2 separate regions of the Homo sapiens genome follow, and region 2 is linked to region 1. A link is an interaction called in ENCODE POLR2A ChIA-PET data of the cell type or tissue named here. Cell type or tissue: A673. All regions are shown on one strand. Each heading gives the region's core, and the rest is flanking DNA. Links, peaks and the distances in the headings are about the cores only.

Region 1 (6,334 bases), core at 714-5,713:
TCTCTGAAACAATCAATATGGGCCTTTGCTAACCTTTGAATCAACTTCTGCTCCTCAAATCTCTTTGGATTTCGGCTATGATTTGAATGTTTATCTCCTCCGAAACTCATGTTGAAACTTAATTCCCAGTGTGGCAGGATTGAGAGTTGGCCTTTAAGAGGTGATCGGGTCAGGAGGGCAGTGCCCTCGTGAATAGATGAATCCATTCACAGATTAATGGATTAATGGGTTAGCGCAGGAGCGGGACGGGTGGATTTATTAGAAGAGGAAGAGAGACCTGAGTTAGCACACTCGACCCCTCCCCGTGTGATCCTCCGTGCCGTCTCGGGACTCTGCAGAGAGTCTGCGTGTCAGTCCATTTTCACGCTGCTCATAAAGACATACCTCAGACGGGGCAATTTACAAAAGAAAGAGGTTTAATGGACTCACAGTTCCACGTGGCTGGGGAGGCCTCACAATCACGGCGGAAGGTGAAACGCGCACCTCAGACGGCAGCAGAGAAGAGAAGAGCGGTGTGGGGAAACTCCCGTTTATAAAACCATCAGATCTCGTGAGACTTACTCACTGTCACGAGAACAGCACGGGAAAGACCTGCCTCTATGATTCAATTACCTCCCACTGGGTCCCTCCCACAACATGTGGGCGTTCAAGATGAGATTTGGGTGGGGACACAGCCAAACCATATCAGTCCCCACAGCCAGGAGGCCCTCACCAGATATGGTCCCTCCACCTTGGAATTCTCAGCTTCCCTAACTGTAACAAATAGATTCACTTTTAAAAGAAATTACTCATGGCCGGCCGCGGTGACTCACATCTGTAATCCCAGCACTTTGGGAGGCCGAGGTGGGTGGATCACTTGAGATCAGGCGTTCGAGACCAGCCTGGCCAACATGGCGAAATCCCATCTCTACTAAAAATACAAAAATTAGCCGGGCACGGTGGCAGGTGCCTGTAATCCCAGCTACTCGAGAGGCTGAGGCAGGAGAATCGCTTGAACCTGGGAGGCAGACGTTGCAGTGAGCCAAGATCGTGCCACTGCACTCCAGCCTAGGCGACAGAGTGAGACTCTGTCTCAAAAACAAACAAACGAACAAACAAACACACACACAAAATAAAATAAATTACTCATTTCTGTTGTTCTGTTATGAGCAACAGAAAATGGACTAAGACCATTGTTTTCTCTTTTTCTTCATTTTCTTGGTTCTCAGATCTTCATTGTTCTGTAATAATCTTGCAGCTGTGGGATTCTGTTGACAAACTGTTCCAGATCACTCAATGATTAAGATGGGCTCCCTTTGTCTTCAGGGAGGATCCAGGGATAATCTCTGTTTTACTAAATTGATGCAGAAGTTTTTCTTCAAAGCCTTTCTCTCCTGCAGAGCCTAGCAGGTGACAGAGGTCGTAATTACTCTCATATCCACACCTCTTTTCCCTTCTTTTTCTTTTTTTTTTCTTGGAATTCAGTAGAAATCTGTCTTTGTCTTTAAAGCATTTTAACTTGACACTTATCTGCCTTAGTGTGGGTCTTCAGGGCTCTATTGCAGACTGCCTTTTATTTAAGAAGTTTTGTCTTTAATAATTGTTCTGTGATGGTTTCTCATTGCAGATGTTTTCTAGTCTGACACCAAGTCTCCTTGACTTGCTTTTGGGTGTCTCTACTATCCTTCCAGTCTTTTTTTTTTTTCCCCATTGTCACCTCAGCTGGAGTGCAATGGTGTGATCATAGCTCATTGCAGCCTCCAACTCCTGGGCTCAAGTGATCCCCCCACCTCAGCCTTCCAAGTAGCTGGGACTATAGGCATGTGCCACCATACTGGCCAATTTAACTTTTTTTTTTTTTTTTTTTTTTGTAGAGACGGGTTGTGCTATGTTGCTCAGGCTGGTCTCAAACCCCTGGCCTCAAGAGCTGGGATTACAGGCAGGAGCCATTGTGCCTGGCCTCCTTCCAGCCTTTAATAGCTCCAAATCAAGTCAGTTGTCTTGGCATAGCCTCAACACTCCTGATTTTGTGTATGTCCTTTCCCCTTTAAAGCTCCCCTAACTGTAATCAGAGTGTCTCTTTTTTTTTTTTTTTGAGATGGAGTCTTGCTCTGTCACTCAGGCTGGAGTGCAGTGGTGCAGTCTCAGCTCACTGCAACCTCTGCCTCACGGGTTCAAGTGATTCTCCTGCCTCAGCTTCCTGAGTAGCTGGGATTATAGGCATGGACCACCCTGCCCAGCTAATTTTTGTATTTTTAGTAGAGATGTGGTTTCACCCTCTTGGCCAGGCTGGTCTTGAACTCATGACCTCAGATGATCCACCCTCCTCGGCCTCCCAAAGTGCTGGGATTACAGGTGTGAGCCACCGCACCCAGCCGTGTCTCCTTAATGTTTATGAGCGTAACCCTTGTTTCCTTAGACCCAGAGCTGTGATAGTTTTTACAAATGTTTAAAATAGTTTAAGTTAGTATTTAAAAGGGAAAAACTTCTACATAAACTTAAGAGCTAAAACTATGAAACTCTTGGAAGACAATGAAGCGACGTCATTGTCTGGGGTAAATACCCGAGGTTCGTCGTCTCACGCCAAGGGAATCAAGGACACAGACACGCAAGAAGTGAGTTTAAGAGCAGAGGTTTAGTAGGCTAAAGAACGAGAAAAGAGAAAAGCTCTCTCTCCTGCAGAGAGAGAGGTTGGCTCCCAAGTGGGTTTTCCAGTTCCATGGGGAAATGCATGGGGTTTTATCGATGAGCTTGAGAAGGTGGTGTCTAATTTACATACGGCACAAGACATTGGTCCGATCAGCTGTGCCATTTGCATAGTGCATGAAGAAGCTAGCCATCCCACCCTAATCTTTTATTATGCAGATGAGGTTTCTACCTGGCCGGCACCATGTTGCCTGCTTTTTACTGCACACATAGCGACAAAGAAAAGGGAAGAGGGAACCTCCACGTTGAATACACCTGGCTTCCAAGTATTCCTTTTCTATTGGCACAGCTGCTGGCATTTACCTATGCAAGCTTTTAGCTTGCTTATCTATGCTTGCAGCTTGATTTTTCAGGCTGCTTTTTGTTAGAAAAGATATCATTTGGGGGGTGCTTTTTATTAAAATGAAACTTTACCAAGGACTCTCTTACCCTCACCATCTGCCTAAATAATTTCTTTCTAGTTCCTGTATCAAAAACATAGGGGTAAATCTTCATGATGTTGGATTTGGCAATAATTTCTTTCTTTTTTTTTTTTGAGGTGGAGTCTCACTCTGTCACCCAGGTTGGACTGCCGTGGTGCGATCTCGGCTCACTGCAACCTCGGCCTCCTGGGTTCAAGAAATTTTCCTGCCTCATCCTCCTGAGTAGCTGGCACCACAGGTGCATGCCACCATGCCCGACTAATTTTTATATTTTTAGTGGAGATGGGGTTTTACCACTTTGGCCAGGCTAGTCTTGAACTCCTGACCTTAGGTGATCTATCTGCCTCGACCTCCCAAAGTGCTGGGAGGCAATGATTTCTTGGATATGACACCAAAAGTATAAGCATCGAAAGAAAAAATTACTACATTGGACTTCACCAAAGTTAAAAACTTCTGCATCAAAGACCACTATCAAGAGAGTGAAAAGACAGCCTACAGAATTGGAGAAAATATTTTCAAATCATCTATCTGATGGACAAGTAATATTCAGAGTATACAGAGCTCTTACAAAGCAACAAAAACAAAAGGACAACTCAATTAAAAAATGGGCAAAGGATTCGAATAGATGTGTCTCCAAAGTCATACAAATGGGCAATATGCACATGAAAAGATGCTAAAAATCGTTATTCACCAGGGAGATGCAAATCAAAACCACAATGAGATACCCCTACACACCCACCTCCTGGCTATGATTAAAAACAATGGGAAATAACAACTGTTGGCAAGGATGTGGAGAAATTGGAAACTTTGTGCATTGCTGGTGGGAATGGAAAATGTTGCAGCTGCTGTGGAAATTTGGTACATGCTCAAGTAGTTGGACATGGAATTACCATAAAATCACCAGCAATTGCACCTTTGGTATATATCCAGAAGAATGAAAAGCAGGAACTTAAAGAGCTTAAAGAGATACGTGTATGCTAATGCTCTCAGTAGCATTATTCATAGTAACCAAAAAGTTACTATGTCCATTGATGAATGAATGTATAAACAAAATGTGGCCTATCCCTGCAATGGAAGATTTGTTGGCCATTAAAAGAAATGATATTCTGATACATGCCAAAACATGGATAAACATTAAGGACACTATGCTAAGTGAAATAAGCCAGACACAAAAGGACAGATATTGTATGATTCCTGATATGGTTTGGCTGTGTCCCCACCCAAATCTCATCTTGAATTGTAGCCCCTGTAATCCTCATGTGTTGTGGAAGGGACCCAGTGGGAGATGATTGAATCATGGGGACTGTTTCCCCCTTACTGTTCTCATGGTAGTGAATAAGTCTTGCAAGATCTGATGGTTTATAAGGGGAAACCCCTTTTGCTTGGTTCTCATTCCCTCTTTGCTGGCCACCAGCTATGATGTCTCTTTGTGCTCCTTCGTCTTCCACCATGATTGTGAGGTCTCCCCAGCCATGTGGAATCGTGAGTTTCCTTTATAAATTACCCAGTTATTGCATGATCTGGTTGTTTAAAAGCGCATGGCACCTCTCCTCTCCCTTTCTCTTGCTCCTGCTCCTGCCATGTAAGACGCCTGCTTGCCCTTTGCCTTCCACCATGATTGAGGCCTCCCCAAAAGCAGAAGCTACTATGCTTCCTGTACAAACTGCAGCACCACAGGCCGATCAAACCTCTTTTCTTATAAATTGCCCAGTCTCAGGTATTTCTTTATAGCAGTGCGATAATGAGACTGATATAGGGTCGCATATAGCAAATCAGGGTAGATCCAGGATTTGAGACCATGTTTGTGAGTGACTCCTAAGCCTAGAGATGGTAGAATGGCCATCTCTACCACCTACCATTCCAGGACACTTCAGGACTTCAGGTAAAACCCTTGGGTGGGGCTCAGCAGACCCAAGCTCTGGGTCAATTCTCCTCTGCCTCAATATGTGACCTCAGGCAGACCCCTTGGTTGTTCTTGGTCTAAATCTCATTGGCATTCCCAACTCCATTTTTTTTTTGTTTTGCACTAGCTATTATCTTTGCCTGGAACATTCTTCCTCCAGTTCCTCTGTGTCAGGGACCCCAAGAACACTCTCATGTTCAATGACTTGCTAGAAGGACTCAGAAAAGCCTGTTATACTCACAGTTATGATTTTTTTTTTTTTTTGAGACGAACTCTCGCTCTGTCGCCAGGCTGGAGTACAGTGGCACGATCTTGGCTCACTGCAACCTCAGCCTCCCGGGTTCAAGTGATTCTCCTGCCTTTGCCTCCCGAGCAGCTGGGACTACAGGTGCACGCCACCACACCCAGCTAATTTTTGTATTTTTAGTAGAGATGGGGTTTCGCCATGTTGGCCAGAATGGGCTCAATCTCTTGATCTCATGATCCACACTCCTTGGCCTCCCAAAGTTTAAAACCGCCAAGACTAAAAGGCACATAGGACAGAGTTCAGGGGACACCAGGATAAAGCTTTTTGTTGTCCTCTCCTGGTGGAGCCATACAGACAGCACCAACTGTGATGACACATAGGGCATATTGTGAACCACGGAAGCTCATGCAACTTTAATTCCCAGAGTTTTTTATTTTTACTTTTGCAAGAAGAGGTCTTGCTATGTTGCCCAGGCTGGTCTCGAACTCTTGGACTCAAGCAATCTGCCTGCTTCGGATTCCCAAAGCGCTAGGATTGCAGGTGTGAGTCATTGCACTTGGCCAGTTTCCAGAGTGTTTATTGAGGTCAGTCACATAAACATGGAGTGCCCATGTGGCTGACATTAGTTATTCAATCTCCAGCCCCTCCAGAGGTCAAACTGAACCAGAGAGGTCTAAGACCCCTCGCCATCATTCACAGTGTTGGCATAAACTATCTGCTGTGGCCCACTGCCCCAGTTATGCAAAAAACACTCATCACGTGGGATATTTCACAGGCTTCAAGGTTATCTCCTGGTCAGAGTCAGTTCTTTCTTTGGAATGTGCAGGGTTTGGACAACAAAGACCTGCTGAGTTAACCCCTTGCACACTCATGGTTCTTCTCATCAACCAAAACTCAGCACATACATGGCTTCCTCAGAGGGGCCTCTGTTGACCAAGCAACCTGAATGACTCCCTATCACTTTCCGTCACTTTCCCATGGTTTATTTTCATAATTGCTTTTCCGATCACCATATATTTTCCTGTTTTTCTTTCTTATTTTTTAGAAACAGGGTCTTGCTCTGTCACCCAGGCTGGA
Region 2 (5,000 bases), core at 1-5,000, 190 kb before region 1:
TGGGAAGACGGGTTTTTGTTCGGGATCACAAGCTGATACAGGTTGTGTGGTGATCTGAACCCAGCGCTGCCTCTTGTCTGGATCTCAGATCTGAGGGTGCCTGCGTCGGCCACCTGCTCCTGGGGGTTCTTCCTACAATAACTGCCCTGCCTCTGACCACACCCTCTTCCATCAACAGCTCTGCCCACAGGCACCTCACCTGGATGCCAATTCTGCGGGAACCGGAGCCCAAACGAGAGAGGGATGGAGAAGGTGCACAGACACAGCAGAGGGCTGTGGAGGCCTGTGGCCAAGGCAGCAGCAAAGGAACGGAATCCCCCAAAGCCAAAAGCCATGCTGGGCGGTTGACTCTCCCCAGATGTGCACCCGAGCATCTGAGGTGGGTCTCCTACGACTTCCTCGTTTCACCCAAGGAAAATCCCGTTTCTCAGAAAACACTAGAGACAGCACATGAACGTGCATGAGTGTGCGGCTGACGTGCATGTGTGCCCGTTGTATACGAGTGTGCCCGTGCTGCACGCAGGTGTGCGGTTAACAGGCACGAGTGTACCCGTCCCAGCACGCTGGCACTGGGCTGAGGCCACTGGTGCTGAGCAGCCCACTGCCCTGCCGTGTATGTCCGGCACCGCTGCCACTTGGCCACGGGACCTCCTCTGGCCAGGATCTCAGGGAAGGCCTCTTCACAGGAGAATGGGTTTTAAGCCTAGGAAATACGAACGACCAAAGTACATAAGAGGCAACAATGGGAATCTGGGTAAAACCTTAGAGAGTTTCTAGAACAACAGATTTTGGAATCTGAGGCAGGGACGCTCGGGAAAGGCAGAGAATGCAAAGCCAGCTTGCACGGTGCTGGCATTTATTTCCAGGCGGCCGTGGACGTGAAATCCAGCATCTGCTGAGACACAGACACCTCCTGCCCCGCCATCTTCTGAATCAGGGCAGGATGTGACCAAGAGCCCAAGGCCCCACCAAAGTCCCCTCCTCTAGCACGTCCCACCCACAGGCATGAGGCTGCTGGGATGGGTGGAGGGTATGGGATGCAGCGGGGTCACCAGTCTCACCCCGGCTGCCTCCTTTGGGAGAAAGTAACACGGCTGTGCGCGTCCCCGTTACTCCTGCACGAGAAAGGGATGCATTTACATTTGAGAAATCTAATTTGGAAAAACAAAACTCAAATATTAAAATGAAAACAGGCCGGGCGTGGTGGCTCACGCCTGTAATCTCAGCACTTTGGGAGGCCGAGGCAGGAGGATCACATGAGGTCAGGAGTTCAAGACCAGCCTGGTCAATACGGTGAAACTCTGTCTATACTAAAAATGCAAGAATTAGCTGGGCGTGGTGTCTCACGCCTGTAATCCCAGCTGCTTGGGAGGCTGACGCAGAAGAACTGCTTGAATCCAGGAGGGAGAGGTTGCAGTGAGCCAAGATCGCACCACTGCACTCCAGCCTGGGTGACACAACAAGACTCTGACTCAAAAAAAAAAAAAAAAAAAGAAAAAAAAGAAAAAGAAAAGAGAAAAGTCCTTCTTAGGCTGCCATCTGTGAGCTCTTATCATTGGAGAGCTGGAATTATTCTTATTCTCAAAGTTTCAGAAAAAGTTCTTTCTGAAGTTAACTGACAGCCGACGCCTGGAGATTAGAATTCAAGGCATTTTACTGAGCCACTGTCACCTGCAGGAAACAGGCTGGGGGTCGCAGGGAATGGTCGCTTCTCACCAAGGTCATCAGAAGGTTGCACCATTATGGGCTGCAGCGACACAGGGCTAGGCCGGCAGCTCAAGGCTGGGGAGCTCCGGGGGGTTTCCAAGGCCCCTGTGCACTGCCACACACAGGCAAAGCCCCCACGATGTCCAGGATCCAAGCTCCAGTCTGAGCTGCTGCATTGAGCCAAGCGTGCAGACTGAACGGAGAACCTCCTCCAGGGCCCTGATGCACAGAGGGAGGCTGCTGACTCGGGAAAGCACTTACGGCAACAGTGACAGAGTAAAGCAAGAAAGGGACGGGGCACGGAGGGCCCGTGCAGAGAAAACTACAAAACTTAACTGAAAGACAAAAAAGACCTAGGTAAAAAGCTAAATTTGGGAGGCCGAGGTGGGCGGATCACATAAGGTCAGGAGTTCGAGACCAGCCTGACTAACACGTGTGTTGAGTTTTTTTTTTCTTTTATGGATCCCCGTCTATACTAAAAATACAAAAATTAAGTGGGCGTGGTGGTGCATGTCTCTAATTCCAGGTGCTCAGGAGGCTGAGGCAGGAGAATCGCTTGAACCCAGGAGGTAGAGGTTGCAGTGAGCCAAGATCGCGCCACTGCACCGAGATCGCGCCATTGCACTCCACCCTGGGCAACAGAGACTCTGTCTCAAAAAAAAAAAAAGTAAAAAGCTAGGCACGCAGCATACAAAGCCAGTTTCCAACAGGTCTGCCTAATTCTCAGGAAGCATCTGCCTGCTCGGGAGAGATGGGGCTGAGGCTGGAGTCTCCCCGGCCTGGCTCTGCCAGCATCGAAGTTGGCCACAGGCTGCCCATCCCCACTGAGGCACAGGGGAAATTTTACATCTAAAAAGTACAGCAGCTGAAATGAAACCTCAATGAATGGGCTCACACAGAATGAAAAAGCCATAGGAAAGAAATCAGCGAGCTTGAAGCTGAAACAGTAAAGATTACCCAACCTGAACAACAGAGAAAAAGAGGCTGAAAATCAAATCTTAAGAGTCTCAGGGACACACTAGACCATACATAACAAAAGCTCTCCCATGCATGTCACTGAATCCCAGAAGAAGAACAGAAAGCAGATGAGGCAAAAAACCCTCAAAGAAATAATGGCTGAAAAATGTACAGATTTGGTCAGAATGATAAACCTACAGACTGAAGATGAGTGAGCCCCATGCAGGATGAACCCGAAGAAACTCAACCAGGCTTCTGAAAACCAGAAACAAGGCAGCCAGGGAGAAACCAATGAGGGAAAAACTATTCAAATTTCAAAAAATCCTTCAGGACCTGGGGCTTGGTGAAGAGTTCTTAGCCATGACACCAAAAACAGGATCTATAAAAGAAAAAGAAAAAACTCAACACATCGGACGTCATCAAAACGTAAAGCTCTGGATGGGCGCAGGCGTCCAATGAGAGGATAAAGAGGTCACAAGCTGGGAGAAGAGACTCCTATCTAGAATACAGGAAAAACTCAAAATTCAGTATAAAAACCAAACAATTCAATTAGAACGAGGACAAAACACACGAGGAGGTATTTCACTGAAGAGGCTCTGCAGATGGTAAATAAGCACATGAAGAGATGTTCAATGCAGGCCGGGCGCGGTGGCTCAAACCTGTAATCCCAGCACCTTGAGAGGCCAAAGCGGGTGGATCACCTGAGGTCAGGAGTTCGAGACCAGCCTGGCCAACATGGTGAAACCCCATCTCTACTAAAAATACAAAAATTAGATGGGCATGGTGGCGTGTGCCTGTAGTCCCAGCTACTCAGGAAGCTGAGGCAGGAGAATTGCTTGAACCCAGGAGGCAAAGGTTGCAGTGAGCCAAGGTCTCGCCACTGCACTCCAGCCTGGGTGATGGAGTGAGATTCTGTCAAAAAAATATGTGCAGTGTAGTTAGCTATTAGGGAAACACAAAGCTAAGACAGCTACCTACTCCCTAGGCACCGTGGCTCACACCTGTAATCCCAGCACGTTGGGAGGCAGAGGCGGGAGGATCATTTGAGGCTGAGTTTGCAACCAGCCTGGACAACACAGCAAGACCTCATCTCTATTAAAAGAATCTTTTTTTAAAATTAGCCAGGCATAGTGGTGCACGCTTGTAGTCCCAGCTACTCGGGAGGCTGAGTCAGGAGGAACACTTGAGCCCAGGAGTTCAAGGCGGCAGTGAGCCATGATTGTGCCATCGCACTCCAGCTGGGCAACAGAGTGAGACCCTGTCTCAAAAACAAACAAACAAAACAAACAAAAAAAAAACAAAAAAAACAAGGTTGGGTGTGGTGGCTCATGCCTGTAATCCCAGCACTTTGGGAGGCCAAGGTGGGTGGATCACCTGAGGTTGGGAGTTCGAGATCAGACTGACCAACATGGTGCAACCCCGTCTCTACTAAAAATACAAAATTAGCCGGGCGTGGTGGCGGGTCCCTCTAATCCTAACTACTCGGGAGGCTGGGGCAGGAGAATCGCTTGAACCCCGGAGGCGGAGGCTGTGGGGAGCCGAGATTGTGCCACTGCACTCCAGCCTGGGTGACAAGAGTGAAACTCCGTCTCAAACAAACAAACAAAAAAACAAAAGCTACATACCTATCAGAATGGCTAAAATTAAAACAAATACAGCAAATGCTGGTGAGGCTGCAGAGACACTGGGCTTCTCATACATGGGTGGAAGGAAGGTAAAATATGGCAGCCACTCTGAAAGCGAGGTCGGCAGTTGCTTTAAAAACAAAACCTATGCCAAGGACAGGCCTTAGGCACTGCACTCCCGGGTACTCACCCTGACGAGGGAAACCTAGGTCCGCTCAAAACCTAAGCATGGTTGCTCACAGCAGCTATTGTATTTGTAGTAGGCCGAAAAATGGAAAAACTAATGTACTTCAGTAGACAGGGGGTCAAACAAACAGGGGAACCTCCACCCAGTGGCATCTCAGCAATAAAAAGGAATCCACTCCTGAGGCCCACAACTCAGAAAGACGGCCCTGAGCTGCGGACGAGCCCGCTTCTGAAACCTTCTCATAACGACAGGCCTGCAGCCATGGAGACGCATTTACTGGTTTCCAGGGTTACAATGGCTGCGTGGCCGCCACGGTGGGGATGGCTCTGCGTGGTGACCGAGGTGGCGGTCGCAGAGCCACACGGGATGAGATGACGGAACCACACACAGCGCACCGATGCCAACTTCCCGGCTGTGATGCTGATGGACGCGTCGGAGGAGGCTGGTGGGCTGTGCAGGGACCTCTGCAACACGTCTGCTGCTCCTTGTGAATCTGTGATTGTTTCCAAATGGAAAGTGTGTCC

The links. Peaks named below come from ENCODE experiments on the same cell type or tissue, not always from the same donor. Only the 100,000 strongest peaks of a DNase experiment are listed, where the experiment ranks them.
Region 2: POLR2A ChIA-PET joins it to region 1 with 7 read pairs; 2 of 35 experiments call an interaction of 5 or more read pairs at or near these places.

The regions. Positions count from the first base shown.
Region 1 is chr7:4,527,918-4,534,251 of GRCh38, reverse strand. It overlaps LOC105375133 (a long non-coding RNA gene), which reads right to left and starts at 508. Exons shown (of 3, transcript XR_926999.3): 1 at 430-508. In A673, for the core only: no CTCF peak of the experiment used is centred there; no DNase peak of the experiment used is centred there.
Region 2 is chr7:4,718,083-4,723,082 of GRCh38, reverse strand. All of the region lies in intron 1 of FOXK1 (forkhead box K1), which reads right to left. LOC124901581 (a long non-coding RNA gene) reads right to left here and starts at 598. Exons shown (of 2, transcript XR_007060199.1): 1 at 1-598. In A673, for the core only: no CTCF peak of the experiment used is centred there; no DNase peak of the experiment used is centred there; H3K27ac peaks cover 651 bases.